Regions from separate parts of the Homo sapiens genome. Here region 1 is linked to region 2. A link is an interaction called in ENCODE POLR2A ChIA-PET data of the cell type or tissue named here. Cell type or tissue: MCF 10A. All regions are shown on one strand. Each heading gives the region's core, and the rest is flanking DNA. Links, peaks and the distances in the headings are about the cores only.

Region 1 (4,000 bases), core at 1-4,000, 380 kb after region 2:
ATTAATTCATTCAACTTAATAGTAACCAGAAATAGTGTTCTTTCATCTGGAGTTGTAATTCCCTCACTTGTAAGTAATTTTTCTGCTGCCTCTTGTCTTTACTGAAAATTGATTCTGTTCGTTGCTGTGGAGGCCTCACCTTTCTCACTTCTCCTGATATACTGTGAAAATATTAAAACCTAATAATTTGTCCACATGCACCACTCTTTTCAGTAATCATTGCTGACTCTGTCAACCCTAGACTCATTCCCACTTTGCTAGACAACCTCAGTACCTGGGTCTTATCTTCTCTCCATCCTCTGCCATCATCCTCCCCAATTCTGGCACGTAAAATGATGATCCATTCATCCTTCTTCAGCCTGTTAGAGTCTTTCCAGCTCCATTTCTGCTCCCCACCTTTCCTTTTTGCTGCACCTTGTACTTCATCATCACTGCTCTGTTTCTAAAATATCAGTACTCTCTTTCTCTGCTTACCACGTCCTGAACTGCTGCTTCTTCCACTCCTCCACATCTGTGGAGCTAGATCTGTGCCTTCAGTCATTCACTCTTAGACTCTGCTGATTGCATGCTTAGCCTTGTCTCAAAGACCTACTACTTCAGTACCACCTCCTCAACCCTCCTAATCACGTTCTTTGTCCACTGTGATAGTCACTGCATGCTTTCCCGCTTTTTGCAATCTGCTGTTGGAACATTTTAGAAGCAATCTGAGAACCGTACTGATTTGGCCCACTACAAATTTGTGATTCTAATTTTATTTTGGGCCCTTTGTATGGCTTAACAGTAGTTATCAATTCTTCAGCACATTTGTTTTAATAACTATTAAATATTTCCTATTTTCTAGTCTCCTTATGCTTCCAGTCCTAACCAGCCCTCCCTTCCTCTTGGGACATGATCTTGCCTCTTATTTTTACTGAACCGATTGATGTTATTGCTGCTGTGTATGTACTATCATTGTCCCTGGGAGATTGATGAATAAAACATTACCTAGCAGTGTTTGTGTTCCTGAGGTCTGATTTGGCCTGTGGGTAACTAGATACTGACTCTTATCTTTGTCCCAGCGAGTGGCCATCTTTGATATAGATGATGTTTCTTTACTTGTGTATCTATATATTTGGTCATTTCGTGATCTGTATTTATTGAGCACAGTGACCTGTGTTAAGTAGGTAGTAAGGACAATTAGAAAGAGAATAAAACACATAGCCCCCCTTCCCTTTCTGTGAATTAATAATGAAGACAAACCTACCTAATTTTAGTAACATTTTGTTATTATACACTTGGTTCTAACCATGAATTTGGTTACCTTAAAGGTGTCCTGCCCTCTCTTGTGATGCACAGCAGAGTAAGATGCGCTTGACGGGTAGCGTGGCTGTCTTTTCCTTCTCACTCCAGGGTTATGATAGTTCCTGTTGTACACATGGATGATAGAGACACAGCGGCAACCATACAGGATTTTTATACTTGTACTAAGGACTTGGAGAGGGTCTAAAGGTAGGAAAGTAGTAGGAACTACCAAGTTGATTAGAATAACAGGCCTGGAAAGGCCTCTGAAGAGTGCGTTAAGAGAGAAATCATAGCTGGCCTTGGAAGGGAGAGGTGTCGTTTGGTGAGGCAGTGTGCATAGGATACCTCAGGGATGTGAGTGGTAAAGGCAGATAGGGCATTTTTCCAGAAGAAAATATGAATGTCAGTTATTATAGAAGTGTATAGATAGAATTTGCTCACCACTTTGTGTGTGTGTATGGAGTTGTGTTTGAAAGCAGAACTTGGATGGAATCTATGGATCAATTACTTTCCTCTTTTCTAGGGTTATGGGTATTGAGGGAGGCCAGGGGCATTGGAAGAAAAAAAATGTGTGTCATTCAAGTACCCTTGGGTGTCTTCATTTTGGGTAGTTTCCTGAAGAGATAGTGTTGATGCCTTTTGTGCTGTTAGCATTGTCATCTGTTGCTGGAAAGGGTAATCCTGGAGCTTTGATCCATGGAATGAATCCAGGGAGCCAAGTGTAGACTCTGACCGTTCTACACAGTAGTTTAGGGGCCATGAGACGTGAAAACTTGGCCTGAGGAGCCCTTCTGCCTTCTCATAGTCTATTAAGAAACCATGAAAAAGAGAGGAACTTAACGTAACCTTAACTGTCTACATTTTTGACACTTTGCCAGACCTGTGTGATTTATTTTAAAAGATAGAATGTGTATTCAGGCACTCCCAGCGTCATTTTACTTAGTGAAGTATTAGAAGTCAACAAAATTAACTTCTTTATTTGGGTTTTAAAAAAACGGAAAGAAGACAGCTCTTACAGAATGAAGGGTAACAGTACTAGAAACAATAAAAGGAAAACATTACCATCCAGTTTTATACTTTTTAACTTCTCTATTTTGTGTATTTTCTAACTTGAATACAGCTTTAAAATGCCATTTTTAGTTAGACATGGCATAGGAAATGTTTTAAATAACAAATTTCAGTTGGGGATGAATAGAACATTACTTGTATTGTGTTAACAAATACATAAATGTAAATTGTTTTAAGGTGCATATTAAGCTTTATTAAACAAAGAGATAAATATTTTGTCTCTGTTAATGTTTTACTCAAGTAACAGTAAATCTTTTAAGTCCACCAAAACATGAAGGCATTGCACAATGAATGGTACATTATAAATGTATTCTGCAGGAATGATTTATGCATCTGACTTCTATGGCACTGAATTTCAAAACCTCATAAAGAAGTCATTTTAGAGAAATGTCATGCTGACCTGTGTAGACGGAGACGTAAAATTTGCCTATGTGGTCAACTTCATATTAACTTGATGTTCAGAGTTACAGAAATATTTGAATACTTATATATTTTAGATGATAAATGCTTGTCAAAGTAATGAATATTTAACATATTACTTGACTTATAGACTAATGACCTCTCTAAAATTTAAGATTTTTAGCCATACATGATTCAGTTTATTTCTCGTGTGTCATGCAATTGATTCTTCTTGTTGTGCTACCCATAAAAACTTTAGTGTTTCTAGGGTATTGCCTCAGGATCATCATACACTACTTGTAATTATTTGAAAAATTCATACCAAAGCATTTTAATATATGGCAGTTTTAATATTTTGGCATCTCCTACACATTGACTTATCAGAGAAGATTATGTCTTTATTTTACTTTAAATGAAGTACTGTTTTCAGAGATGATTTCCTTAAATCCATCTGCACTGAAAAAATGTAATTAATCTGACATTTTGTAAAGGTTTCATTGAATTATATTCTTGTCTTATGCTGTACAGGGATAAGTACTTACACATTTTCAGCTAAGATTAGCTTTAGGATGTGTTAAGGAAAAAAGATAACAGTACATATTTTATGATCAATATATTTTAATTAGTCAATTTTCAAATGAACTTGTCCGTCTGTAATTTGTAGACAGGATATGCCCAAGTGCAGAAAAAATAGAATTTAAAGCTTAGACAAATAGATGGAAGAATTTGAATCTATCTGTTAAAATCTCATAGCCAAGAATATGCTGATTTGTATATGACCCAGTGTACTAACACATTTACACAACTTCCAAGTACAGAGAAAATTTACCTTGAGCTTTAAAATATAAATAATTTGTCTTTGAGTTCGTAGAACAGTCTTTTTTTCTTCCTAATTAATTTTATTTTATTACTTGTTTATTCACCACAATGAATTAATTTAGACCTCAACGTAAACATGCTCCCATCTTGGGGGCATTTACAGTTTTACTTTACAGATGGACAAGTTTATGCATACATACCTGTTCAATGCATGTGAATACCTGTTTGAGGGCTGAAAAAAGTTTTTTTGCGTCTAACCTAGCAAATAGTAACTTTTGTGAGCTGATAGAGGTCTTCTTTTGCCTGAAGGAAGGAGAATATTGAAATATGTTTTCAAGGGCCTTATCTATTTTTCTAGTCTTATGATTCTTTTATTTAACTACTGTAAAACTGTACTTAGACAGAAATAACAATGTAAGAACTTATTTAAGAT
Region 2 (8,288 bases), core at 2,512-6,511:
ATCCAGAGGGCTGGATTTATGTCCTACTTGGGGCAAAACCAGGCATGAACTACTCCTTCCCATCAAGGAGCGCTGCACTCCAGCAGCTGGCTTTAATTTGGATTTTCCAGGACCAGCTGCATTTAGCTGGGGTTGGTTGGGTTTCCTCAGGTCTGCCTTTATCACGCACACCCCGTCAGAAGTTAATGCAACCACGGCAGGGAGTGACCACAAGGGGGCAGTATAGACCCATTACAATGCGGTCAGCTTGCACAAGGGGCTGAAAGAAGATAAAGGTTTCAAAGCAGAAGAAAGAGTAAGAATCAGAAAAAAAGGAGGATTGTGAAAAAGTTAGGAGCAGCAAGCTAGTTTCGCTCACAGACATTCCTGGACCCAAGACCTGGCAGCAGAAAGTTAGCCAGAGACACCGGTCAGGCCCAAATGGTGCTCCCAACTCTCCTCCAAAACTGCCTTTTCCAGTGCTTAATTTCACTTAGAGAAAGTCGCTCTCCATTTATAATGCCAATATTCTATGGAGGACTTTGGGCATTGCATATTTATTCCTTACACACTATATTTCAGCTTTACAGTTTACAGAGGATTTTTTTCACACTTGTTAAAAAAAAAAATCCGAATCCCCTATTAGACTTAAAAGGTAAAAACAGATGTTAATTACCTCTGTTTAAAGAAACTGAGGCACTGGGCAGGGTGGCTAACACCTGTAATCCCAGCATTTTGGGAGGCTGGGGCAGGTGGATCGCCTGAGGTCAGGAGTTCGAGACCAGCCTGGCCAATATGGTGAAACCCCGTCTCTACAAAAAATACAAAAATTAGCCAGGCATGGTGACCCCTGCCTGTAGTCCCAGCTACTCAGGCTGAAGCAGGAGAATCACTTGAACCCAGGAAGTGGAGGTTGCAGTGAGCCCAGATTGCATCATTGCACTCCAGCCTGGGCATTGCAGCGAAACTCCATCTCAAAAAACAAAAACAAAAACAAAAAAAACCTGAGGCTAGACACATGAAGTGACTTGCTCAAAGGCACACCGAGTTTGTGGTGGAACTACATCTAGATGTGAGTTTCTTTCATTTCTGTTCCTTTGCTTAGTCCTTCTAGTTTTCAATTGTTTATGTCTGTAAGCTTAGTGAGTTTTTAAGAGCAAGGACTATATCTGATTCATCTTTATATCCCTGAATGGTGCCCCTTAATCTTTAGGGCTATGGCTGGGTGTGTTGTATAACACCTTCTCCAGAGTTAGAGTCCATGATCTATCTCTTATCCTCCATGATTCAATAATTTTGTGATTTTGAGGCACGGCCCTAACAAAGACAGTGGTGGCTATGAGTGATCCTACTGGCTGAGCATTTCAACAAGGGCAGCCACTTGGCTGCATCCTTCGTAATACAGAGAGGTTGTGAGACAGTTTTCCAAAGTATACACGAGTGTCCCTGGTGTCACGAGAGTCGACTTTAGGGGATGAGGATGAAAATGTTTAATTTTAGTAGCTACACATATAAATACATATAAACAGTATAAATGTAATATGTCACATTACATATACATATTAAAATATATATGTACATTTTAATATATATGTACACATATATACACACATATGTATTGCAGCTTAGAATGAAGTTAACTTTTTTATGTCAACAGATTTTAGGGTACAGGTAAGTATTTGGTTACATGGGTAAATTTTTTTTTTTAAGAGAGATGGGGTCTCAATATATTGCCCAAGCTGGCCTTGAACTCCTGGGCTTGAGAACCACCCACCTTAGCCTCCCAAAGTGCTGGGATTACAGGTGTGAGCCACCACACCCGTCACATGGGTAAGTTCTTTAGTGGTGATTTCTAAAGAGATTTTAGTGTACCCATCACCTGAGCAGTGTACACTGTACCCAATACTTAGTCTTTTATCCTTCACCATCCTCCCAACCTTCCCCAGCCGAGTCCCCAAAGTCCACTATATAAATCATGCCTTTGCGTCCTCATGGCTTAGCTCCTACTTATAAGTGAGAACATACAATGTTTCGTTTTCCATTCCTGAGTTACTTAACTTAGAATAATGGGCAGAATGAGGTTAACTTTTAAATTGTGTTTATTTAAGAAAAATATTATGTAAATAATAGTATGGTGGTATGCCACAAGGCAGAAAGCCTGAAACAGATATACCAATGACAAGTTCAAGGAACTGTGGTGAGGTGGGAAAATGTAACAAAACTCATTAGTCACAAACCTCACTTCAAGTCTGGCTCTGTCACACTTAAGTCATGTAACCCTGATTAAACTGCTGACCTTAAATGAGGCTGTTTCCTCATCTGTGAAGTTGAAAAAGAACTCCTACCCTCCTAAACTCACATTAAAATATGTAGAAACATGCTGAAGCCCGGAACACACCGTGCAAATAGCCCGTGGGGCTGATATCCCAATTTCCTCTTTTACCAAGGTCTATCCAGGGCTTCCTCTTCACCACCCCAGGAAGTGCCTCACAACTAGCCCCTATTTCCCAGGATCCCAAGGACCAAGTTCTATTCAGTTTGTTGTCCACACCTGGGTCTGCCATTCTGAGGGTGGGGAGGTGGGAGGGGCTGGAGAAATCCTGGAATCAGTCTGGGAACAAGTCCCAACACATGTCACTGTTTGCTTTGTCATCCTGATTCAATGACCTCATACAAGGAAGGGAGGGAGCAGAAGGAGCTGTTCCCTTCCAGATACCTAAGGAGGCTTCTGACATCTACTGTTTTCCTTGGCACGAGAAGGGCAGGAGCTGGGCTGTGATTTTTAAGGTCTGAGCTAATCTTGGAAGTGGTGAACAGCACCTCCCACAGCTGGCCAGACTGCTGCTTGGGGAACTGCCTTGAGCAAAGGGGCAGAGGGAGTTGGAATGGGCATCAGAACCCAGGCTGCTGCCCCTGCTCCTTGAAAGGGCTTCAGAACACACTGCCCTATCCATCCCCAGGATCTCACCAATCTTAGTACTAAGAATGCTAAGAATGGGCATGTCGCCCAGTTAGGGAGAAAAAGCCTGAAGCTAGGACAGCTCCTTTTTTTTTTTTTGAGAAAGAGTCTCGCTCTGTTGCCCAGGATTGAGTGCAGTGGAGTGATTTTGGCTCACTGCAATCTCCACCTCCTGGTTCAAGGGATTCTCATGCCTCAGCCTCCCGAGTAGCTGGGATTACAGGCGCCCGCCACCATGCCTGGCTAATTTTTGTATTTTTAGTAGAGACAGGGTTTCACCATGTTGGCCAGACTGGTCTTAAACTCCTGACCTCAGGTGATCTGCTTGCCTTGGCCTCCCAAAGTGCTGGGATTACAGGTGTGAGCCACTGTATCTGGCCTAGGACAGCTCTTGAATGGATTCTTAGCCTGGCCCCTCATGGGACATTCAACTGGGGTTGACAGAAGCTTCATTGACCCCAGGGTCAGAGAGTGTAATCGTCCTCACGGACTTATACATATAATGCATACTTTTTGAGCACCTACTATGTACCAGGCCTTTTGGGGAAATGAGCCAGCCATGTTGTATCAAAAGGCTAGATAGGACCTTAGAGTCACCTTTTTACCACCAGGAGTCCTTGTGTCATCCTTATCCCACTCCCTCTACCATCCTGGACATAATTAACGTTTAAATAAATTATTTTTGTTGGCCAAAAAAATTGAATTTAGCAAGTATTCATTTACAAGTTTTTGGTAATCACATATTTACATATCTGCAAATAAATTATGATCAAATAACACAAGATAATAGCTAACATTAGTACACTGAGTTAATATCCAGTCAAAAAAAAGCAAAGAAATTCAGCATTTTAGCTATCCTGTTTATTCTGGTTGGGCTTTTTTAAATTTAAAAAGTAGCTGGCCGACTACGTGGGGAATCAGTTCAAGGTTTTAGAAGTGGTGACGTAACCGCTGGGTTTTGAAGGAGAAGAGTTCACAAGCAGATAGAGAGGATGTTGCAGGCAGAGGAGGCAGAATGGTCCAGGTGCTAGTCCTGACACCACCATCCCCAGGTTGATCAGTTGAATCAGGCTGTAGCTTGAACTCAATGGGTAGGAGCCAGAGTTTGGAATGGAACTAATGATGGTGGAGGTGAGAATCAGAAAGTGTATGGTTGAATGTTCTAGTCTTTCCATATCATAGTACTGGAGAAATCGAGGCAGGAAATCCCACTGAAATCCTTTTGGTTCCCAAGGCAGGAGAATAAAAAAACACAGCAAAGGATAAGCCAAAATTCTGCCCCAGAACTGGCCTGGAACCTGTCTCCCACCCTGGCTGCCCCGCCCTTCAGCTCCAAGAGCAAACCATTTATTTTCTATGATTTTTAAAAATTGGCTCATCTCATAAATGTTCCAGAGTCGGAACAAGCTGTGCCATGGCGAAACAAAAACTGCTGAACAAATAAACAAGGCAGGCTGTGAGGCTGGGGAAAGTGCTAGATGTGGGCCCCCAACCAGGTCCATGGGTTTTGGCAAGTCTGTTGAGTCTGGGCCTCTGTTTCTTCCTCTCTAATCGGAGGGGTGGGAGAATGGGATTTTTGGGGTCCCTTCCAGTTCTGTGATCTAAACAAGTTGCACAGAGAGGGGAAGAATGTAGAGCTGCCAGTTCAGAAGCCTCCTTCCCTTCCACTGCATGGTGAGGCTAAGAGCTGGGAGCGGAGTACATCTCCTCGTAGGCAAACATTGAAACCAGACATCAGCCATTTGCTTGTTCACTCATCTGACACTGAGTATCCAGTGCTGGGTGCTCTGCTGCCCCTTCCGTCAAGGAACACACACGGAATTATGAGGTGGTCTAGCAAAGGAGAGAAGGGACGGACAGTTCCTTGCATACACCGAGCCCTTGCCCACCCCGGGGCCTTTGTTCCTGCTGTTCCACCACCTACATTGTCAGCCTCTCCCTCCTTCTTGTTCTTCAGGGTCAGCTTAAATGTTATTTCCTTGGAAGGCTTTCCCTGACCACCCTGTATAGGGCAGGGCCGCCCCCCACCCCCATCTCTCCCCATCTCTACCGCCACACTCCATTCCCCTCACAGAATTTATACTGTTTGGAATTATGCCTGCCTGCTTATTTAGTCATTTATTTTCCATCTTCTGACTAGAAGATAAGCTACGTGAGAGTAAGAATTCTGTTGGTATTTATCACTTCTGGGCAATTGGCAGCATATACTTGGAGAGTATGTGAATAATTTTTTGGCAGGTGCCAGGGTTTTTACATAGACTACCTCATTTAAGTCTCCTTAACATCCCTAAGAGAGAGACACTGTATTATTATCTTCCTTTTAGGGTGAGGAGACAGAAGCCTGGGGATGAAATATCTTACAGTTGGGAGCCTGGATTTGAACCTGTGTCTAAGTCAGGGCTCTTTCTACTTCGCCATGGTGTGGGGGCAGAGGACGCCAGGCTCTGGGCATGGCGCTTTGGCTCTGTTTTTCTTTTTTACTTTTTACTTTGAAATAATGTTAATTTACTGAAAAACTGCAAGTCTGGCGCATAGAACTCCTTCACTCAGGTTCACCAAATGTTAAACTTTGCTACATTTTAATATTCTCTCTGAGTGTGTACATACCTGTTTATACTTATTTTCTTTTGTTGAACCTTTTGAGAGTAAGTTGCAGACACTATTCCTTTTACCCTTAAATACTTTCCCAAGAACACAGACATTCTATTACATAATCAGGGAATTTAACATAGATATAATAGTTATTTTATTTTATTTTTAGAGACAGGGTCTTGCTTTGTCACCCAGGCAGGAGTGTAGCAGTGTGATCATAGCTCACTGTGGCCTCAAACTCCTCCTGGGCAATCAAGCAATTCTCCTGCCTCAGCCTGCCGAGTAGCTGGAACTGTAGGTGCACACCACCGTGCCTGGCTAATTTAAAAAATTTTTTTTGTGGAGACAGGGTCATGCTTTATTGCCCAGGCTGGTCTCAAACTCCTGGCTTCAAGCAATCCACCCACCTTGACCTCCCAAAGTGCTGGGATTACAAGACTGAACTCTGTTTAAAACTATTTTTTAATATGTACTCAATATTAAACTTTATTGAATTCTCCAAATAATGTCCTTAATAGAGATTTGTTTCTCGCCCAGAATCCAATCCAGATCATACATTCCACATAGTCACTGTGTTTCTTTAATTTTTAATTTAGAAGAGTTCCTCAGCCTTTCTTTGTCTTTCATGATATTGATATTTTTCAAGAGTATAGGCCAGTTGTTTTATAGAATGCCCTTCAATTTGGGCTAGTCTGATGTGTGCTGATAATTAGACCCAGGTTAAGCATTTGCTGGCAGGAATCTCACAGAAGTGATGCCGGGGCCTCAGTACATCATATCAGGAGCCACGTGATGTCTGTTTGTCCCAGGCCTGGTGATGTTAACTTTGATCTCATGTTTAAGGAGATACTTGCCAAGTTTCTCCACTGAAAAGTTATTATTTTTTCCTTTTGTAATTAATAAGTAATTGGGGGAGAGGGTAAATATTTAAGCCTATGACTATCTTGTCCATATCAAACTTGCATCCTTTGATGATTCTTGACTGGATCAATTATTACTATGACAGTTGCAAAATAGAGTTTTTGTTTTGTTTTGTTTTTATAGAGAGAGAGGACCTCACTCTGTTGCTCGGGCTGGAGTGGCGCGATCATAGCTCACTGTAACCTCAAAACTCCTGGGCCCAAATGATCCTCCCGCCTCATCCTCCCAAAGCGCTGGGATTATAAGTGTAAGCCACCACACCTGGCCCTAAATCAAGATCTTGGTTCTGATTTTCAGGCTGGTATCTCTATTCCAAGATGATAGGGTGGAATGGAAGGGTGGATGGAGCAGGAGATCTAATTATGCACAATTTGTTTCTCAAATGGCTATTGAGGTGGAAGGTGACTGCTATTGACTTTCTGACCTTACTTACTAAGTAAAAATCTGGAGAATCAGATGGGATTTTACATGATAAAAGGTATTAATTCCTAATGGAATGATTTCCATTTACCTACCCAGCACTTACTAAATCTCAAACATCACATCAGCCATTTAGCGCACATGATTTTACTCAGTCCTCATAACAACTCTATGAGAGCGTATTGTCTCCAATTTATAGATGAGGAAACTAAGACTCAGAAAGGTTAAGGCACGCGCCTAAAGTCACACAGCTGGGAAGTGTAAGACTCAATTCAAATCAAGATCTGCTGGGTTCCAAAGCGCTTTCACTGTTTTCAGTGGGAAGGAGCTCTGGGTGGCAGTCAGCCTTGATGCACATTCCAGGCAATGCCAGTTTTCAACTATTCATCAGCTTAGAAATGAGGTATGCTCCAAAAGTGGATGTTAAACCTGGGTGTCCGAGTCTTGCAAAAGGCTGGTGAGGTCCTCAGTATAGTTATCTATGGCACCAGCCAGGTGGTCCTTAACTTATAGATAACTCTGCTATGTGAGCAGCGCCCTGGCTGGGAGATCCTCTTGGGTCACCCTGCTGTTGACTCCTTCAGCTCAGGTGGCAGAGCCATCCCCAGACATTGACTCATCAGATCCCCTTGCCCAGTATTGCTACATCTCCTGTGCTTAGAAAGGCAGGAAACTGAACTCTGGTATTTTAGAAAGCCTCTCAACAATAACCTTGATTAAAAGGGGATTTTCCAGTTAACGCTGGAGAATTTCAGTTAACCAAAGAGTTATTGTATTCTAGTTCTCTGAAATGTAGTAATCCACATACAGTGTGTATTTATGGTAATTCTCATTCACCAGAAAATTCAATTAAACAGGATTTCCCCACCATTTAGAATAAGCCACAGAACCACAGAATTACCAAGTTAAAAAAAAAAAGGCCTTGGGGATCATTTAATGGGATCCTTCATTGTACAGATGAGGAAACTGAGGTCCCAGAGAAAGGATATAACTTATTGAAGATTATTTAGCTCATTACTGGTATAACCAGAACTAGAAACTCCCAATCCAAACTGCTTTCTGCCACCTAAGAATTATTACAAAGCAGGAAATCTTTATATCCAGGGTTACCTGCAGGCTGAACTTAGCCTGCAGCAGTATTTTGTTTGGTTTGCACAGTATTTTAGAAGTTGAGAAATTTAATCTAAAATCCAAATTTGGTATTTATTTAAAAAAAAAATTGGAAACTCTGAACACACCGGGCCTGATATCCATAAAGGGGGCCTAAGTAGTAACAACTGCTCTAGACTGGGGACCTGGGGTCTAGACGCCACGTCCTGCCACTCCCTATCATTGTGCACCTGCCTTGCCTCACCCATGTCATGACCTGCCTGGCCCCTGCAGGCATTGGAATTTGGGCTCTCTGCTTCTGGGTGAA

What was found. Peaks named below come from ENCODE experiments on the same cell type or tissue, not always from the same donor. Only the 100,000 strongest peaks of a DNase experiment are listed, where the experiment ranks them.
Region 1: POLR2A ChIA-PET joins it to region 2 with 6 read pairs; 3 of 35 experiments call an interaction of 5 or more read pairs at or near these places.

What each region holds. Positions count from the first base shown.
Region 1 is chr2:28,082,714-28,086,713 of GRCh38, forward strand. All of the region lies in intron 6 of BABAM2 (BRISC and BRCA1 A complex member 2), which reads left to right. Among named protein-coding and RNA genes, the nearest start is that of MIR4263, 88 kb to the left of the region's middle. In MCF 10A, for the core only: no CTCF peak of the experiment used is centred there; no DNase peak of the experiment used is centred there.
Region 2 is chr2:27,703,726-27,712,013 of GRCh38, forward strand. It overlaps LINC01460 (long intergenic non-protein coding RNA 1460), which reads right to left. Exons shown (of 2, transcript NR_135200.1): 2 at 2,061-4,771. Among named protein-coding and RNA genes, the nearest start is that of LINC01460, 7.9 kb to the right of the region's middle. RefSeq lists a silencer at 171-240. In MCF 10A, for the core only: no CTCF peak of the experiment used is centred there; DNase peaks (open chromatin) are centred at 2,736 and 4,343.